Linked DNA regions of Homo sapiens: region 1 is linked to region 2. The links are chromatin contacts, found by Hi-C in ENCODE. All regions are on one chromosome and are shown on one strand. The core of a region is the stretch at or near the end of the contact, and the rest is flanking DNA. Distances in the headings are between cores, read along the strand shown. Region 1 overlaps TEC (tec protein tyrosine kinase). Region 2 holds the start of FRYL (FRY like transcription coactivator).

What was found. A loop is a pair of places that touch in the nucleus more often than their neighbours do. Pooled maps may share reads with other maps.
Region 1: a pooled map shows a loop between it and region 2 (7-fold over the local background). The contact joins the enhancer-like site here to the promoter of FRYL in region 2. A Hi-C loop is called at or near these places in 1 of 37 single-sample maps with no recorded cell type and 3 of 50 pooled maps.

The regions. Positions count from the first base shown.
Region 1 is chr4:48,195,456-48,198,766 of GRCh38, forward strand. The region is part of intron 2 of TEC (tec protein tyrosine kinase); the gene reads right to left. Among named protein-coding and RNA genes, the nearest start is that of TXK, 63 kb to the left of the region's middle. RefSeq lists enhancers at 629-678, 699-748, 2,308-2,477. Within about 2 kb of position 1,401, at least 3 of the 41 ENCODE cell types and tissues checked have a DNase peak (open chromatin) inside an H3K27ac peak, as active enhancers do.
Region 2 is chr4:48,778,588-48,782,188 of GRCh38, forward strand. It overlaps FRYL (FRY like transcription coactivator), which reads right to left and starts at 1,692. Exons shown (of 64, transcript NM_015030.2): 1 at 1,491-1,692. RefSeq lists silencers at 658-1,537, 1,628-1,737.

The DNA of each region.
Region 1 (3,311 bases), core at 151-2,650, 580 kb before region 2:
AAAGTGCACACTGGGCTCAGAACAGGAAGCAAGCCTTAGAAACAACAACAATCCCGATGTTTATACAACTGCTCGTACAGGTCGTGTGTGCACAGCTCCTTGCATTCATCAATCTTAAAGTGCTCCATAATTAATTACAGAACCAGTGACTCTGCCAAAGTAATGAGTCATTTAGCATCTGCAATTTACTGTTGGGTAAATGGGGCACTGAGTTAAACAAATTGATCAAGGGCAAATGAGTAAGATACAGAAATCTAGGCTGCAATGTTGTACTCTTTGCTGGCTATCACAGCTAGGAGCCATAATTAAACTATTTGTTCCCTCTTAGTTTGCTCTTGCTAATGCAACTAACTCTCAATTGCTCTAGTGAAACTAACTCTCATTCATCCCTGTTGCAGAATATCTGGCCATTCTGAGAGATGCCCCCACAGTGCAAAATACAGAATCCCCACTGTCCAATAGCCACGCCACTCACTGAGTGCCCACCAGCACCTGCAACAGAAGCTTTATCTGTCTGCTTTTCTCTTCCTTACCCCCGCCTCACCTCCCTTCTGGTGGTACAGAGATACCACATTATAGCACCTATGCAGCAACCAGTCTTGGAAGGTGTGATGGTTAACTTTAGGTATCAACTTGACTGGAAGAAGGACTGCCTAGAGAGCTGGTAAAGCTTTCCTTCTGATTGTGTCTGTGATGGTGTTTCCAGAGGAGACTGGCATGCAAGTTAGTAGACTGAGTGGGGAAGATCCCTACTCAGTGTGGGCAGGCATTCTGGTTTACACGTCTTAGATCTCCCTGGGCTAAGAACCAGCAGGCCTCTATAATAGAGCTTACTGCTTAAAAGCAAAAAGTCTGAAGCCCAACTGTCTGAGTTTGAATCTCAGCTCTGCTACTTACTCACTGTATCTCCTTGAACAAGTTACTTAACCTCTCTGTGCCTACACTTCATTAGCTATTAAATGGGATGAATAATAGCACCAGAACTTCATATGATTGCAGTAAGAATTCGAAGAGTCAATTCATGTAAAGCTTTTGGAAGAACGCTGACAAACAGTTTAAGTGCTTGATCAATTTAGCTACTAATATTATTTTTGAAAAGCATACTAGCCCTTAGGAAACCTAAAAGCGAGAGCCACTAGTTTTGATTAAGAAACGATCCTCACACCTACCTTCTAGACTCCAAGAAAGATCTTCTGAGAGTTGATGCTGAATTTGACTATGTCTTATAAAAGCCATGAATGAGATGTTTCCTCAGGTCATGACAAATATCGGTTTTCTAAAATTACAGGAGGCCGTAATAGAAACGACCAGTGTCTACCAACATCCACTCTTTTCAAACAGAAAAAGAAATTAACCTTTCCTCATGGGTCTTACAATTCTGTTTTTAAAATGACGGTTGATGCTTCATGTGACTCCACTATTTTTACCCTTCGAGGCTGTTATTTTAGTTCTATCTTACAGTATGAAACCAATACTGAGCCAGCCAGTGACTAGATTAGCACTTCCTTTTTACGTTAGGAACAATTGATCTCTGGTAACTCACAGCATTTAACACACGATAGCAGGGAGCATCTTTGGTCAAAAATTCCTCTTCAAAGCACAAGAGTAATGTTACAAAGACATATTTTGCCGGTTTGTCAGGCTGTCTTGACGGCTAAGTCATATTCCGGTGAATATAAAGATTAATATATGTTTGATCCTTCTATAAACACACAATTTGGTAGCCCAAAAAATATCACAAAGCTATCCAGAGGCAGTGCAGTACAATGGTTCAGAGCTCTGGGAATCAGGCTGCATGGGCTGGGGTCCCAGCTCTGCCACATGCTCACTCTGCAACCTTGGGCAAAGTACTCAACCTCTCTGTTCTTTAGTTTCATCATCTGTAAAATGGGAATAGTAACTGTATCTGCCTCAAACAGTTCACAGGATTAAAGTTAATACTTAAAAAGCATATAAGACCATGTTTGGCACATGGTAAGCACCCAAAAATATGCTACTTCGGCATATGGATTGAGTTAAAGGCACTTAAAAAAAACAGCACATGCAAGAAGGGCACTGTGACCTTCCTTGTTCTTCTTGAAAGCATGAGATTAACTCCCATGAAAAAGGTGCCCTCCTTATACCAGGAGGACGAAAGACATTCATTCTTATCACCAGAGATGGGGAGCTGAGGCTGAGGGAAAGCTGTACAAACCTTGTTATACTAGTCCTTATCTTGCTACTTTTCCACAATTAACTGTCCTAGTCCTGAAGTGAATTCTTATACTTTCATGTTGCCTCAGCATCCATTTTGAATAGATTCAACTTTTTCATACCCAAAGCAGGGCTCAGTCACCCTTGATAGTTCTAGTTCCACACCACACCCAAATGGCTCAGGCCAGCAGCCAGAGATAAGAATTTAAAGGCATCTCTCCTATCTAGCAGACAGGGTTCCCCACTTTATCGAAGCTTCCCTTAAAAGCACCATTTAGGCCTTTGCCCAGGAACTCAAAGTGACCCCACACCCTACCCCTTATATATACTGCCAATTCCCACATGCATTTTCTCTCTCTGCCTGACTCCATTCCTGCCTCATGCAACCCGGAGATGGAGGACTGCCCTCCCAGCCCATTCCGCCCTTCCTGTCCAAGATCTGTAAGTAAAAATCTCTGAACTCATTTCCTACCTGGTGATGTATTGAGTTTCCACTTTTCATCTGAAGAACCAGTGGCTGCAGCTGCCTCAGGCCATGCTTTCCCAGGGATCCTGGGGGGAATATCAAGTCAGGCTCCCGGCGCCAGGGCGATGGTCAGGCAGGTGTAAGCTGGACATGGGTCAGACAAGAGCCACAACAGTGGCTGCCAGATAAATAAGATAAACAAGTTCCCCATGTGAGGGAGTCCCCAGGTTCCAGGTGGGCTAACTAGGCATAAAACCATCCTCCAGGCTAAAGAAGTACCCCAGGAAAGGGACACTGTAGACATTCATGTCCAGCTACCCTGCATTTCCCATCAGGACAGGGTTGCTAGCCAACCTGGTACTGGAATCCCATTAGCTAGAAGCTCTCAAAATAGCCCCAACTCCTTTTCCCTGTCATATCTTTACAATTTACCAATTTACTACTCTTTGTCCAACATAATATATAAGCTTTCAACCCTTACAACTTCCCTGGGTCTTTATTTTCCTGGTGAAGGCTCCCACGTACATGTAAAAATTACTAAATAAAAATTCTATGCTTTTCTCCTGTTAATCTCTCTTTTGGTGGTCTAATTTAAAAGGCCCCAGCTGGAAAAACTAAGATAGGCAAGGGGAAAAAATATATTTTTTTCTCT
Region 2 (3,601 bases), core at 442-2,941:
TTCACTAAGGCCTCTAACAAGGAATGTGCTATCTCTGATTTCCTCGGCAAGTATTGACAGATTAAGCAGAGTGATAATGCTCAAGATGAAAAGACGTCTTATACTAGTTTTTATCAATAGTAAAAGCTGTTGGTACTAATTATAATGGCTGTAAATTCAGTAGCAGAATCAACTTTACAGACGATATCTCCTAGGCAGCACAGCATTTTATAAAACCAACTTTACTTCCATCAAAACCCTTTTTCCCCCCCAATCCGACAGACCCTGGCAACCTGTCTTGCTGTGTCTTTTTTCCCCTACCCTTCCAAAAGAACCCCAGCCAGTGAATCGAAGTAATATTTTCCGCAGTTCAAAGGTAAGGGCAAACTCAGCTCTACTAAGAACTCTTGCTCCTCACCAGCACACACCCTAACCCCCACCCCCTTTTTTTTCTTTTCAAATCTTGGCCTAGGAAAGATTAATGCTCCCATATCATTGCAAATCCACAAAAATGCGATTTTAGGTGGCGAGGAACTAAACTAGGATGGCAGGAAAGACCGGCAGCAATAAATCATTTCGCCCTAGAAACCAGCCTCTCCAGAACGCAGGAAACCAGGCTGTGCCCAAAGAACCTGCCGCCCGGAAGCAACAACTTCCATCAAACGGCAAATAAAAGTTGCAAAGAAGAGCTCAGCGCCCAGGCACCCTGCCCGGTGCCGAGGCTGAGAGCAGCAGGCAATCTACAGGCCGAGTCAGCTCGCGGGCGGTGGCCGCGGTGTCCGCAGGGCTGGCTCCGGCTCCGGAAGACTCCGGGTCCCGGGGTACGCCAACGGCCCGGGGCTGCGCGGGCACAGCGCCCGCACCCCTCCCCAGGACCGCGAGCAGTGGGCGGAGAGACCAGAGCAAGGGAAAAGGCGGACAATGCCCGGCTGGGCTGGCGCGCTCCGCCGGTCCCCGCCAGCCCTGCCCGCCGGGGCCCGCCAGCCGCCGCGCTAAGTTTGCTCCTCAGCCCTCCCTTCCCAGCCGAGGCGGCGGAGCCGTGGTCGCCGGTCTTCCTCCACCTCTGCCACCGCCTTCCTTCCCGCGGGGCGGCTCCCGCGAGTCGGTGGCGAGGCGGCGCGCGACCAGAGCAGGACGCGCGAGAAGGCGGCGCGCGAGGGGTACCCGGGCGCGCGCGAGAAGAGCCAGGCACTGGAGGGGAAGGGGACGTGCGGGAGAGACGGGCGCGCGGCGCTGCCGGCGGAACCGCCGGAGCTCGGGCGGGCTTTCGGTTGAGGCTGGGGTTGCGCCGCGGTTTGGTGTCCGTTACGAGCGCCGGCCCGGGCCGCGCCGCGCCGCTTGCCAGCCATCCTGGACCGCCTTCCCTCGGCGCCCACCAGGAAGGACAGCTGGCGAGGGCCGACGACCTCGTCTCCCGCCCAGGCTGGGCTGCCGGCGGCGGGCATCCCGGCGCCTGCCCCGGGGCTGGAAGAGAAAGTAAAATGAAGCGCCTTTCCCCAGTCAACACCTACCCGTTCCCAGTCCTAGTACAGCTGCCTCGCTCCTCCAGCGCCGCCGGTCCCCGCCCTCGGGCCCCTGGCTCCGTTCTCTTGACAATGGCGCGTCCCCTTTAAGGAATAATCCGATCGGAACCGATCTGTGGTTAAACCTCCCTCCGACTCTGATTTTAACCGGATTTCTCTCTCGCTCTCTCCCAGAGCCCGACGGGCGCCCGGCTGTGCTGCGAGGTCTTCCCACCCCTTCCCTACCCCGCCCGCCCCCTGGCCTTCCTGATTGGCGAGAAACACTACAACAGGAACAGCAGTCCTCGCCCTCCACTGGCCTGGCCAGCCGCCGCTCAAAGTTGCTCCTACCTTCTCCCCGCCCCTTTTCCCGGGTTGGTCTTCCCTCTAATCATTCTCTGCCCTCGCCTCTAACGTTGCTTTGGAGCCCTGGCAGTCAAGGCTCACCCTCCCGCCTCCGGAAAGCGAACTTTATTTTTATTGGTGAAAGGACATCTTCCTGTACACTTGATTGGGCAAGGAAAGAGCTAGTCTGCACGCTCCCTACCATTATTACTCTCTCTTTACGGGCTTGAGAAACACAGCCGCAAAGTCCTCTCCGCTTTGCCTTCTAGGAGCGACTTTACCTTTAAATGTTGTTAGGGGTCGAGGACAAACTCATATCCTATATTGAGGAAAGCTGGAAAGGGACAAGAGAAAAATTCAAAATTTTCTCCCGATCAGTAATGTATCCAGAGCTGGCGCCCGGATCCTGCGGAACCTTATCCAATGATCCAGAGAATGGAATGGTTAGAATTGAGTTAGAATACCTGAAAGTCCAGTGCTAATTCCTCCTGAGATTTACTCAACAAGTTTCATCCACTGTCCGCCCTACTCATACCATTGATTGCACTGGCATTTTGCCACCCGGAAGAGCTTTAATCAAGTTATCTGCAAACCTGGAGGTTTCCTTGCTTGTCTCGCAATTGTTCATTTAGAAAATCATTTCCATTACAAGTTCCGTTTAAGTCACGTCCTCTGTGACGTTCCCGCGTTTCCACGAGACCTGTTACTTTTTTGAAAAAATTAAGTAGATGGTACCCTTATGCCATCCTCAAAGTGTAGGACTTCGTTCCCCCTTGCTAGAACTGTAGGAAAAACACCCCAGGTCACTTGAACAACTGAGATGCCTCTCAGGAGAAAACGAGTCTGTCTAAGGGAAAGAGGGAATCTGATACCAGAAGCTTGACCATGGAGCAGAACCTCACGCATTGAAAAGAGAAGAAATTATGGGGAAGCCTAGTGCGGGGTCTGCTTTAGAGTTTCCCCAGTTTCCCACTGGAGCTGTAAGAACTAAAAGGTTTATTTCCACTAAAATTGAGTACAGGTACAGCTTCGGTACCCATCTAAGAATGTTAGGGGAAAATGGTTATGTGTTCTCTCCCTCTTTGCCGATGAACCTTGAAGACTGTGTACCCCGGGGGCTTTAGTACATTTGCAGTGATACCCCAGTATAATCTAATGGTGCCAAGGAAGTGTCAGTGCTCAGCAGTACCCTAGAAAAGGGGCTTGATGATGACAGAGAAGGGTAAGTAAACATCAGTAGTTGGTAGTTCATAGGACTTTTCCCCAAATACAGGTGAAAAATTTCATGAGGATTCCCGAAAATATGAAAGAGCAGGAAACAAAAGGGAACGTTGCAGGAAGGTGGTTTAGGTATCACTAGTGGGGGCAAGAGACGATGAACTATCTGGGTTGCATTTATATGGCCTTCACAGATACACACATCCTCCCTATTAAGTCCCTATAACTAAATCCCTATGCTTAGCCTATTCTGATTTTACTGTATAATAAAACTGCAGCCAAGCTAAACTAATACTTCTGGTTTACTCACTTACCACTCTCAAACTCTGAGACTGCTTCTGGGTTCTAATATTCTACATTAGAATATAAGAAGAAGAAGATACTATGTACTGATATCTAGTATGATCTTCTGGAGATAAAGATATCCAGTGTTTCAGGCATGTACACACCTGCAGCTTTTGTTCAAGGTCTAAGTGATGTTTTCAGGTTCTTTCTAAAACACCTGCCCTATGATATCCAGCTTGTTACTGCCCTCTTTTGCTGCACTAGCAGACTGG